Regions from separate parts of the Homo sapiens genome. Here region 1 is linked to region 2. The links are chromatin contacts, found by Hi-C or POLR2A ChIA-PET in ENCODE. All regions are on one chromosome and are shown on one strand. Each heading gives the region's core, a stretch centred on a gene start or an enhancer-like site at or near the end of the contact. The rest is flanking DNA. Distances are from core to core; before and after follow the strand shown. Region 1 overlaps CCM2L (CCM2 like scaffold protein). Region 2 overlaps NOL4L (nucleolar protein 4 like).

Evidence for each region. Hi-C counts contacts between places; a loop is a spot of excess contacts on that map. ChIA-PET counts read pairs that join two places held with the same protein, here RNA polymerase II (POLR2A). Pooled maps may share reads with other maps.
Region 1: a map of HCT116 shows a loop between it and region 2 (8-fold over the local background). The contact joins two enhancer-like sites. A Hi-C loop is called at or near these places in 1 of 168 maps with a recorded cell type or tissue (HCT116), 1 of 37 single-sample maps with no recorded cell type and 2 of 50 pooled maps. POLR2A ChIA-PET finds 5 or more read pairs at or near these places in 1 of 52 experiments (MCF 10A).

What each region holds. Positions count from the first base shown.
Region 1 is chr20:32,016,178-32,022,453 of GRCh38, reverse strand. It overlaps CCM2L (CCM2 like scaffold protein), which reads right to left. Exons shown (of 10, transcript NM_001365692.1): 3 at 4,571-4,654; 4 at 4,292-4,475; 5 at 3,045-3,511. Among named protein-coding and RNA genes, the nearest start is that of CCM2L, 8.9 kb to the right of the region's middle. RefSeq lists a silencer at 3,565-3,694. Within about 2 kb of position 4,018, at least 7 of the 41 ENCODE cell types and tissues checked have a DNase peak (open chromatin) inside an H3K27ac peak, as active enhancers do.
Region 2 is chr20:32,476,476-32,482,726 of GRCh38, reverse strand. The region is part of intron 4 of NOL4L (nucleolar protein 4 like); the gene reads left to right. Among named protein-coding and RNA genes, the nearest start is that of NOL4L-AS1, 81 kb to the left of the region's middle. RefSeq lists an enhancer at 5,100-5,871. Within about 2 kb of position 2,811, at least 5 of the 41 ENCODE cell types and tissues checked have a DNase peak (open chromatin) inside an H3K27ac peak, as active enhancers do.

The DNA.
Region 1 (6,276 bases), core at 2,769-5,268, 460 kb after region 2:
TCTTGTGCCATGAAAAATGTACCCCAGATTTGTGGAGGATTCATCAGCCTTCCTGATGCCCTTCTAAGATAAGTCCTAATTTAGTTTAATGTATAGATATGGAAACGGAGGCCCAGTGAGGGGAAGTGATTAGTCAGGATTAGAATCCAGTTCTCCTAACACCTAGTAGGAGAAGGGATGATTAAATGTATCAAAATTTTAGGCTCAATATAGTTACTAATACTGGAAGCCATATTTAGATATGAGCTTCCTAGCATTCAGTGTGAAAATGGAAACAGGATAAATAAAATTCAATCTCTGATAGAAGGAAGGAGTTTAAGTTCTTGGGTAAAACTTTTTTGAGACTACAAATGTGAATAGGTATTTAGTTCTTGAATTTACCTCTTTATGCCTTAAGCAAGACACACAGAAAACCAGTAATTGATGAAGACACTGTCTTCATGAACCTTTTCTCTATGTTGTGTCTGTAAAAAGGCCCAAGACAATGGATGGTTGGATACAAAAAATAAAAATAAAAAAGCCCAAAGAATAAATTAAAACGTAACCCAGGATAGGCATTTGGGGATAGTAGGTGTGTCCTAATAATTAAACCAGGTGATCCTTACCATAGACCTACAAAATGGACAGACAAAGATGCTGAGACTTAGAGTGGTTAAGTGCCTTGCCTAGGCTCACACAGCAGGTTCATGGCATTAGTACCAGCACCCAGGTTGTTTTTTACTCTAACTCCTATATCCTTCTTAGGACCAGGATGACTCAGATAAGAAGCCAGATGCTCAGACAACCCTGGAAAGCAACTTTTTTTTTTTGAGATAGAGTCACACTCCGGTCGCCCAGTGGCACAATCATGGCTCACTGCAGCCTCAACCTCCTGAGCTCAGGTGATCCTCCCACCTCAGCCTCCTGAGTAGCTGCATGACAGGCACACACCACCACGCCCAGATAATTTTTTGTATTTTTAGTAGAGACGGTGTTTTGCCATGTTGCCCAGGCTGGTCTGGAACTCCTGGGCTCTAGTGATCTCCCTGCCTCAGCCTCCCAAAGTGTTGGGATTACACTTATTTACTCACTCCACAAATTCCAACTTAGTCCTATTATGTGGCCGACACTGGGCCAGGTTCAGTACCGCAAAGCCCTCACAGTCCAGTGGGATGACTGTTAGCTTTGTCTGGAATCCTATTTCCAGCCACAGAGGAAGTGGGCATGGTGGCTGGAGTACAAATGGCCTTGTAAGCAATTGTAAGGATGTTAGCTTTTACTTGGAGTGAAATGGGAAGCCACTGGAAGATGTGGAGTAGTGACATGATGTGGCTTTCATGTTAACGGGACCACTCTGACTGTGTGGGGAAAGAGACTGTCAGCAAGGGCTGAACCAGTCAGAGGATGACCACATGATTCAGGTGAGAGAAAATGGGGCATGGACCTGGGTGGGTACAGGGGGAGGGTGGGGAGAAGTAAATGGATTTTGATGTTTTTTTGTTTTGTTTTGAGACGGAGTCTTGCTCTATTGCTCAGGCTGGAGTGCAGTGGTGCGGTCTACCTCCTGGGTTCAAGGGATTCTCGTGCTTCAGCCTCCCAAGTAGCTGAGATTACAGGCACCCGCCGCTATGCCTGGCTAATTTTTGTATTTTTCGTAGAGACGGGTTTCACCATGTTGGCCAGGCTGGTCTTAACTCCTCAACTCAGGTGATCCACCCGCCTCAGCCTCCCAAAGTGCTGGGATTACAGGCTTGGTTATGTTTTAAAAATAAGAGCCAACAGGATTTATTGACAGAGTGGATATGGGGTGTGTGTGAGAAAGAGAGAGCGTGAGAGCCAGCCAAGGCCCACAGCAAGGTTTTGGCCTGACCAATGTAAGGACACAGCTGCTATTAATTGTGACAGGGAAACCAAGGGAGTGGCAGGTTTTGGGGGAGGAGGTTGGAGCTCAGTTTTGGATGTGTTGGGTTTGAAACAGTCGTTAGATCTTCAGATGCAGATCACCTAGAAATGGGTAGATGAAGGATAGATGGAGGAGAGAAGAAGATCAAGGACAAAGTCTGGGGCACTCCAACTTCTGAAGAAGAGGAGGAACCAGCTTGGTAGGAGAAAAGCCTGGAAAAGGTGGAGAGCTGGAAGCCAAGTGAGGAAGTGTTTCAAGGGGAGAGAGACAGCTGTGGTGTCTGAGTTTACTGGTTATTATCTGCCTCACCATCTAGACAGGAACTATGTCTGTTTCATTCACCACTGTTTTTATACGGAGGGATCTGGTGGTCCAAGATCAGAGGAAAAGCTTAGAATGCTCAGAACTTGAAGGTGTCTGCTCGCCTGTGAGCTCCCTAAGGGTGGACACCAGATGTCTTTTTCACGTCTGTATCCATAGCACCTAGCCCATTGCCTAGCCCAGAGCTGGCACTCAAGAAACATGGTCGGGTGAATAAAAGCAAGGGTGAATGAAGAGGATGGGGGAGGCAGAGGGGAAGACGGAGGGGGAAGGAAGAATGGCAGGAAGGCTTCTCTCTTGGGTGGCCATCTTAGTTACCAAGAGTACTGGCTCTGAACTTACTGGATTTGAATCTTAAAACCACCACGTGCTTCCTGTGTGACCTTGCCTATGTTACTTCACCTATGGATCTCGGTTTCCTTTTCTATAGAATGGGAATACAGTAGTTGTAATATTTGCCTCCAGAGGTTGCTGTGAGAATTAAATGAGTTGATGCAGCCCTGTGTCTGGCATGAGCTGGCCCTAGATTCACGCTGGTGATTAGTGTCCTCGTGAATGTTACTGTGGTGGGGCCAACACTGACAACGTTGGAGAAGGAACGGGCTGGAGGTTAGATCTAGTTTGTTTTGGCCATTTTGAGAGTTCATCCCATTGAGGGAGTCAAGGGGAGATGCCCTGGAGGTGTCCAGGTCCGGAGTTTAGGAGCCATTAGGTGGGGCAGGTGCAGGGAGAAGGCAGGGGCAGATCCTAGGAACCTGGTGGGTGGGGCGGGGGCAAGGTGGGGGCGGGGAAGCAGCGTTCCCGAAGCCGGGCTTTGGGAGCAGGCTGCCCTCGGGCTCACCCTGTTGGCTACAGCCAGGATGACCAGGTTGCAGTAGGCGTCGGGGCTGGGGTCCTGCGGGTCGAGCGGGTTGGGGCCGGGGTGGCGCCGCTCCCAGCTGCCTCCCCCGCCGCTGCCCGCCTGCCTCCGCTCCCAGCTACCGCCCGGCTTTCCCGCGCCGCCGCCGCCGCCGCCGCCTCCGTGCCGCCGCTCCCAGCTGCCGCTGAACGTCTGCCGTCGCTCCCAGCTGCCCGACGCCCGCGCCCCGGCGCGCTGGCGCTCCAAGCTGCCGCCGCCGCCTCCCCCGGCCCGGGCCTCCGCGGCGCCCCCACCCCACCCCATCCGCCAGTCCAGGCTGCAGATGGTGTGGCGCCGCTCCGCGGTGCCCACCCGCCGCTTCTCGGGCGCCCCGCCTGGCGGGCCGGGGTCGCGTCCTGCGCCGCCTGGGCTGGCATCCACGCCGGCCGGCACCGGGTCCACACCCAGACCTAGGAGAGTCCGGGGGACCGTCAGCCGCGGGGATCGGGACTCAGAGACCCCCCCGCCCCGCCGAGGCCGGCTGGCCACCTGACCTCGCGGCTCTGGGGTTCCACCGCCGCCTCGCCCCCGGCTTTAAAGTAGCGCGGCGGTTCCCCGCCCACTCCGCTTCCACACTTTCGGGCCCGCCCCCGGCCTCAGTCTCCACCCCTGGCCTCTCGGTGGTCTGGCCAGGTGGCTTCCACGCTCCCCACGACGCCTGCGCCCCTGGCCTCAGACCTGCCCTCTGAACAGAGGGTGGTGGTCAGGCTGTCCCCTCCCAAGGGAGCCTTAACTGGGGACCCAGTCCCGGGTTTCAGGGACCGCCCCCTTGGATTCTGACTTCCCGCCTCTCCTCAGCCCCGCCCCTGGAATCAGGCCCCGCCCCCAGCCCAAGGGTCCACTCTAGCCTCAGAGCCGGGTGGTAACTGCGGATCCAGCCCTGGCCTAGGTCTTGGGCTTCTCCACCCTCTTAGTGCTCCACCACCTGGCCTCAGTGTAGTGGCTCAGGCCACCCACCTTCATCCTCAACCTCAGGCCCTGTCTGCTTTCCCAGAGCCTCTTCGGCCTGCCCCTAGTCTCAGGGTAGTATGGTCAGACCTTTTCCATCTCCTCTGCCCCCGCCGCAGGTCCCTCTCCTTCTCCATCCGCACACCTCCGGCCCCTGCCCCTGCCCCTGCCCCGCCCCCGCCCCCGCCCCTCCCCCGCCCCCGCCCCCGCCCCTCCCCCGCCCCCGCCCCCTCCCGCCGCACCGGTCTTGAGCACTAGCAGGTGCAGCGCGTCGTCCTGCAGGTAGGAGGCGGCGGCGATCTCGTGCGTAGGGATTCGCAGAATGAGCTCTTCATTGTCGCGCCAGGTGAGCAGCAGGCAGCGGGCAGACAGGCTCAGGATGCTGTCCTGCTCCGCCGTGGTCTTCAGCGGCAGCTCCTTCAGCTGCTGCAGGGAGGGGCAGATCTCGAGTTCCCGAGGTCCGCAGGTAGAAGAGGGAGAAGGGAGCGAGATCCTGCCCTCCTCCCTCCCCAGAGTCTCACCCTGGCGGTGTCTAGCAGCTGCAGGAGCTCGTCCCGACTGGAGGGGTTCAGTGAGGAAGTCACCCAGGTAAGGTGGCCCAGGAACTGGATGGAAATCGGGGTGAGAGAAGGACACAGAGATGTCACCCTGAAACCTTGAAGAACCCTGGCCTTCTCATTGATGCAGTGCGGATAGATTGAGATAGAAATACATGAATTAATATACCTGATAATAACTTTTACTGAGCCCTTAATAGAAGCTAGGCAAAGTTCTGAGCGCTCTCTATATATTCACTCATTCACCCTTGCTTTAAGGATGAGAAAAACCAAGGCAGGGTGTGGCTAACTAAAGAACTTGCCCAGGATTAGATAGCTAGAGAGGATCAAACTGGGATCCACATGCCAGAGCCCACACTCTCAACTGCTGGCTTATATTGCCTTAACACATAGTCATCTAGCTATAAGATTCCATAGGGAAGCAAAAGTTATTATAACAGCTTGAAAGAACTGACCACCTGTAAATTTCCTCTGGCCTGAGTGGCTCTCTCTACCCCAAGCATCATTGTCAAAGGAATTGCAAATCACTTGCCTTCCTTATGGTCTTGTTGCAGAAGTCAAATGGAAAGGGAAGAATGTTGGATCAAATTAGTATACCATTTTGTCAGGAAAAATGATGCACTAAATCAACAAATTTTTCCTTTACTCTTATATCCTAATGTTAGCACTTAAATGTTACTCAATATAATAGTTAACTTTTTTTTGAGATAGTCTCAGTGTCACTCAGGCTGGGGTTCAATGGCAAGATATCAGCTCACTGCAAGCTCTGCCTCCCGGGTTCAAGCGATTCTCCTGCCTCAGCCTCCTGAGTAGCTGGGATTACAGGCACGTGCCACCACGTCCAGCTAATTTTTGTATTTTTAGTAGAGACGGGGTTTCACCATGTTGGCCAGGCTGCCCTCAAACTCCTGACCTCAAGTAATCAGCCTGCCTCAGCCTCCCAAAGTGCTGGGATTACAGGTGTGAGCCACCATGCCTGGCCAACTTTTAAAAAATTATTTTTAGTTCTATTCCTCTAGGTGAATCCACCAATCAAACATTTTCTCTTCTTTTTATTCTTTATCAAATTTCAGCCCTCAATTTTTAAGCAGATTTATTTGTTAGTTTTTCCCTCCATATAGGGTTGCCAGATAAAATATAGGATGCCAGTTAAATTTGAACTTGAAAACAACAATTTTTGGCGGGCGTGGGGGGGCTGGAGTCTCGCACTGTCGCCCGGGCTGGAGTGCAGCAGTGTGAGCTCGGCTCACCGCAGCCTCTGCCTCCCAGGTTCAAGCGATTGTCCTGCCTCAGCCTCCCCAGTAGCTGGGATTACAGGCACCCACCACCACACCCAGCTAATTTTTTGTATTTTTAGTAGAGACGGGTTTCACCATCTCTACTAAAAGATGGCCAGGCTGGTCTTGAACTCCTGATCTCGTGATTCACCCGCCTCGGCCTCCTAAAGTGCTGGGATTACAGGTGTGAGCCACCGTGCCTGGCCGTTGATCAACAATAATTTTTAAGTTGTTTAGTATTTTTAGTCCCTTGCAATATTTGGGACATAATTATGCTAAGAAAGTATTCATTGCTTATCTGAAATTCAGATTTTACTAGGTGGCTTATTGTTTGCCAGTTCAGACAACCCTACCCCCATATCAATCTTTTTAGGCTAAATGAAGATCCATCAT
Region 2 (6,251 bases), core at 1,562-4,061:
GGGTCCCTCCCGGGAGGGGACGGGGTGTCCCTCTCAGGTGCACCGTCTGACCGGAAGCCGCGGGCGTTGGCGGCCCCTGGCGAAGGGGCCTTCCTTAATGAGGGGACACGGCGGGGCGGGGGCAGCCGGCCGCCTCGAGGGCGCGCGCAGGGGTTAAGTTGGATTTACACCTCCGCCCTCTCTCTCCTCCCTCCACCTTGTCTTCAAGGCTGGACACTTTGGATAGGGAGGAGGGGGGAGTGCAATCCGCATTTTTATTCCAGCCGCTCGGGAGCAGAAGTGACCCTGCTCCCACCCGGAGCTGCGTTTGCCCGAGTCCGGCCGCCCCTACCGGGCTGCGCTTCCTGGGGGAAGTTCTCATTAAGCCTCGCTAATTAGCATTATTCCTGTAGAAAGGTTAAGGTTAGACCGTCCTTTTCCTTATGGGAGGCCCACCCCCTCCTCCCCATTCCCTACTCCCTCCCCTCTCCCCAAGAGCACAAAAGCACAAAAAGAAAGTGTGAAGAGGCTCAGATCAATGGAGAAGCCACAAACCCATTAATTCAAATGGAACCTTTTTTCCCCCTCTAAAACATTGATTTTCCTTTCTGTCTGCTCTGAGGGGAGATGAATAACCTCCTGATTTCACCTGAAATGGTGTTTGGACTCTGTGATTTCCTCCTCTTTCTGAGAAGGATTGTGGCTTGAAATAGATTCTCCCTTGAGATAAAGCCCTACTTATCCCAGAATCAGCTGGCAACCCCAGCCTGCTCCCCCCCCCCCGCCCCGCCCCACCAACTCACACACACCAAAGGGGGTGTGGGGAGAGGTGTTTGGGGGACCTCATGGCTCTTCTGGGGAGAGCCATCTGTGTGATGGGACCAGGCCCCTGTCTTGACCCCTGACACAGGCCGGATTCTGGACTGAGTTGGTCTGGGGAAAAGGCCCGTTTATGGCCCAGGCCCTGTGGTAGTTTAGCCCCCCGGGTAGTAAATTACCCCTTCATTGGAAAGCCATTAGGGCCTAAATGTGTCCTTGAATAATATCAAGCTCCTGTCTAATCCAGGCTCAGGCTGGGCTTGCTTTATAGAGCAGGGTTTTAAGACAGCACCTCTTGAGCTGGGCGACACCACCCTATTCAGCACCTTCCTGCCGCACAGTGGGAACAGAGCTCACTGCGGCCTTCCTCCCAGCTGAGAAGACGGCCTTCCTCCCAGCTGAGAAGACGCCTTTGGGGAACTTTTCCTGCGGCCCCTACCCTGGGGCTCTGTGGAGCTGGACCGCCTGGGAATTGCTCAAGAACTTTTTCTGTGTTGTCTGGGTTCCTTTCTTGGAAGGACAGCCCTGCAGGGGATTAGCTCACAGCGGCTCCCTTCCAGCCTTCCTTTTGGCTGGAAGATCCCTGTCTGCTGAAGCTCCTCTCTCCAGCTTCACTTTTAAAGAAACCCCCATTAATGGCAGGGTCTGAGGGTACCAGCGAGGCCCTCGTGGTGAGGAATGCTGATGGGGAGCAGCCAGGTGCCTTTGCTTAGGAACAAAAGCCTGTTTTCCACTTGATATACAGTGGGAAGGTGTGGGAAATGCTCACTTCCAGCATCCAGGTGTCTATGACAGCAGGGACAACAGAGGACCACATGTAGATGGGAATACGCTTCTGACAGACACAGTGTGCGTGTGAGTGAGTGTGAGGGAGAGAGAGCGAGAATGCCTCCAGTGTGGTAGGTGATTGGCTGTGTCTCAGCCCTTCCTGCCTCATATTTCCCAGAAGAGCTGGTGCTTGCATGGCTAGTAAGCAGAGGAGGCATGTTTGCAGGAAGGAGTGGAATTGTGCAGGGAGTGCTGGAAGGCTGGCCTCCTTCCCTGGTGGCTAGGTGGGCTTGGGGTGTAGCCATGAAGCAACAGCCTTGGGACCCCACACCCCCCAGGAGCTGTGGCTCAGACCACCCTCCTGTTTCATGTGTGCGGCTCCTTCACAACAAGGATTTGAACCCCTGTTGCTTTAGATGCTGGGGGTTTTTCGTCTTCCATTAATAAGCCATCTGATGAACTGAAGTGGTTAAGTTGGGGTCACATGCGGTTCAGTACCTTCTTGGCATGCTCAGAAGGCTGCGTGTGTAATGCTCGCTGACATGGAGACAAGGGGGAGAGTCGCCTCGTGTGGAAGAATGTCCAGGGCCTGGAAGGGGCCTACAGGTGTCCAGAAGGAGGGGCCCACCAGTGGGTTGAGAAGAGACTCCGCTTTGGGATAGAGCTGGTGCTGGGGCAACCCCCTGAGGCTGGTGTTCTTCCCAGTGGGAGCTTTAGCCTCCTGTCGAACAAGCCTGGGGGCTGTATAGAGAGGGGTCTCTTTCCTGCTTGGCCCAGAAACATCCCCTGCACATCCCTGCCCCTGCCCTCCTCTGAAACACACACCCAGGGCTCCTGGTCAGGGCTTATGGCTTAAAATTGCACTAAATTCTCAGCAAATCCTCCTCCTTTTCTTTCTCAAGCAAGCTGTAGAGATAGAATTACAGCTCTCAGGAAGGGTCTGGAAAATACCGTGTGAGGCACGCCCCAGGATCCCAAGTCCTGGAGGATGCAAATGGCTCAACTTCAGAGGCACCAGGAACCCAGTTCCAGAGAAATTGACCCCAGTTGTAAAATAATCAGGTTACTGATAGCACCTGCCCGTAGTTACAAGCCATGGATACAGGCCCATTTCCACCATTTCCCCTCTGGTCTCCCGTTTTCTCCTCCTCCTGGGCTGGGCAGTGGTTGTGCTAGTTACCATGCAGAAGAGGAAGGGCCTCAGAAGCTGGGTGGAGAGAGACTGAACCTGTCCATGAATTTTGGACTGAAGATAAGAGCAGGGAGAGTCTGGTCAGCTCCTCTCCCTCTGCCCCAGAGGCAGGGCTCCCAGGTTGGGGTGTGTCCCAGAGGCTGACTGGGTGCTACCCATCTGCCTGCCTAACTCTTAAGTTCCCTTTTCAGAAGAGCATTTGGCTTTGGCTCTGTTACCCTGTGACCCATGATGGCTTTGGTGCTGGAATAAATGATTGCTGGGTGGGCAAGGCCACGGGCTTCAGGGTGTCCAAAGGGCAGAGGCTAGAGAAACCAGGGGGTAGCTGACTGGCCAGTCACATGGGGACTGGGGAGAGGGAACCCAGAAGTAATGGATTGCACACACTTTTTTTTTGTAAATAGAGACAGCGTCTCACTGTGTTGCCCAGGTGGGTCTTGAACTCCTGGCCTTAAGCAATTCATTCACCTCAGCCTCCCAAAATGTTGGCATTACAGGTGTGAGCCATCACACCCAGCCCACACTTTTATTCTCTAATGTAAGTTTTGTTGAAGTTTGTTAACAGAAAGGGAGAAAATAGCCCTCAATTCATCTGAGATTCCTGAAGGGAAAAGTAAAAAGCGCCCTGTGACCTCTGGGTGAGCCAGTGAGCACCTTGGGTCTCTGAGCAGGCCTGAGGCCTTGGCCACTCTCAAACCTGCACCAGTGCCTCCAGCATGGCCCTCTGGACTTGGGTGTATTTTCCCCCTCTGCACAGTTGTCGTTGACGGGTTCTGATCTGTGTGTACTTGTAACTGCCTGTGTGATTAGCCTGCTTCTCCAGCCTTGGCTTAGGGTGTGAGTGAGGGACTGGAGCTACAGTCTGCCCATCTGCGGCTAGGGGGGCTTACACCCATGAACTGGGCTGTGCTGCGCCAGACAGGTTGCAGAGGGGTCTTGGGAAGTCTTCTTCTCTACCTCAGCCCTTGAAAGTCTGGGTGTTGAAGGGTTTGTGTAAGTCTGACCAAAACTTATTTTTGTATTGTGTGTTTTTGAAAAGTTAGGCTTAATAGACTTGATTTCTCACTTAAAAAAAATTTGCTGTCGCAGCCAGGTGTGGCAGCTCACACCCGCACTCCCAGCACTTTGGGAGGCCAAGGCACTTGAGCCCAGGAGTTCGAGGCCAGCCTGGGCGATATAGTGAGCCCTTGTCTCTACAAAAAATTAAAAGTTAGCCAGGCGTGGTGGTATATGCCTGTAGTGCCAGCTCCTCGGGAGGCTGAGGCAGGAGCCTGGGGGGTCGAGGCTGTAGTTAGCCACTATTGCACCACTGTACTCCAGCCTATGTGACAGTAAGATCCTGTCTTTCAAAAAAGCTATAGCAGTCAAGATATCAGAATCTTAGAACCACTTTTCACAAAACTGGGGTCCACATGGCAGAACCCTGGAGGCTGTGGGAAAACTTCCTGGGGAGCTGGGGAGAAAGCAGTCATCGTTAGGTGACTAGGCAGTGTGTCCACAGTGTCTCCCCACTGCACCTACAGGTGGGTCAGAAGTTTTGCTGGTCCCTTTTCCTAGCTAACAAGGCCTGGTGTAAAGGAGCCCTGCCTTAGTTATCTATGTCCCTAGCACAGTGCCAGCACATAGTAGATGCTCAATAAATGTGCAACAACTCATTGAAGAAAGTGAGCATGCATGAGAGAGAGAGAGAGAGAGTGTGTGTGTGTGTGTGTGTGTGTGTGTGTGTAAATATAGCCTCATCACCCATGAGTTCCCTCTGGGCCTCATCTTGAGACACTTGGTTGTTAAGGAATCTGGTTCCTCCCATTGAAGGGAGGAGATGTGGTGAGGTGGCCCATGGTGCGGTGACAGTGTGATGCAGGCTCTGGGCACAGGCTGCCTGGGTCTACACACCAGCTGTGCTGCTGGCTTCGTGCCCCTGGGCAGTTGGGGCAGGCGGGGCGGGCCTCGCAGGGGCAGTTATCAGAGCTGGAGCTAGGCCTGACGTGGGTGCCTGTGTTATGGGGTCATGGGAGGAAATCTAATAAAACCATTAGCCTGAAGTCCCGTGCCTGTGGGCACTGGGTGCTCCTCCTAATCAGGTGATTTTGATGCCAGGTTAGGTGTAGCCCACCTTTTCCCAGTGGGACCCATCAAGGGAGTGAGGGTTGGAGGGGGCATTTGGGTGAACAGTTCAGTGATGTGAGCCAGAGAAACCCTGGCTGTGTGTGGGGTGGCTGGCAGCGGCAGGAGGGAGGCATTGCAGGGCACCAGGGTGCCACCAGCCCACCAGCCTGCATCCTGGGCTTCATATGCCCTCCATTCAAGAACTGTGCGCAATGGGACCAGAGTCCTTAATTGTCAAATTAATGGAGCGTCCTCATTAAACACCAACACTATGCCAGGCAATTCAGTTGATTCAACAAGTCTCACTGCCTTGTGCGGGATTCAGAGGACATACAGTCTGGTCCCCACTGTTGGAAGGACCGAAGGTTTTCCAGGGAAAGACAGGGCAGAGACCCACAAGACAGTGACAGCTGGATACAGCTTGGAATTGGGATTGTGGTTCACAGCAGCAGTGTGGGTTCTAGGCGAGGGCCAACTCAGTTAGGAGGGCGTGTCCAGTCCTTGGCGATTGCACAGATCTGGCTCTGCCTCGTGTTAGCTCGTGACCTTGGGCGAGCACCTTAACCTCCTGGAGCCTCAGTTTCCTCATCTGTGGAGCGGGGCTGTCAACTGTACCTACCTGGTGGACCTGTAGTGAGGGTGAAATACCACAAGTCCAGGGGAGCGCTGGGCCCCTGAGAAGCTTTGCCTTCTGTTGTTATGGTTTGAACTTGGCTGAGAGAGGCCAGAGTGTGCGTATTGAGTGGAGTTCAAGAGCCTTTCTCCAACCTAGAGATGGCAGGTACGGCCCTGCCAGGGTTACGTGCACTGTGGGAGGGGAACTTTTCGTGTGGCTCCTCTGTCCCCGTGTGCCCGCCCATGCCTGCCCACAGCAGCCTCCTTGCCTCTCCTCAAACCCAGCAGCTTGTGCCCCACTTGCTGCTGCCTGTGCCTGAAACTTGCGTGGAGCCACACAGACCTCATGGGCTCCCCTCCTCACTTCTCGCAGGCCTCTGCTCCAGCATTTCTGACCCGTGGGGTTTTTCTGGGCTGCCCTGGCAAACAGGTCCCTCTGCCCTCTTGCCCTGCTTCCATGTGCTTTGCAGCCGTCATCAATGTTTTTCTGCTCATTGTCCATCTCCCTCGTGGATCGAGGGGTGCCAGGCAGGCCAGGAGTGTGTCTGGTCCACAGCTGAGTTTCCCAGCACCTAGAGCGGAGCTTGGCCCATAGCAGGTGCTCAGTAAATACCTGTCGAATGGATGGATGGGGAGTTTGGAGTAGGTGGCACTTTCAACTGTTACTAGAATACTCTGTCTTTTAAGTCGTGAGCATTTGAACAATACCCAAGAGTCTTCCTCCTTCAGCTGTGACTTCAGGTCAAACCCAGAGCATGGCACCCCCTGGGCA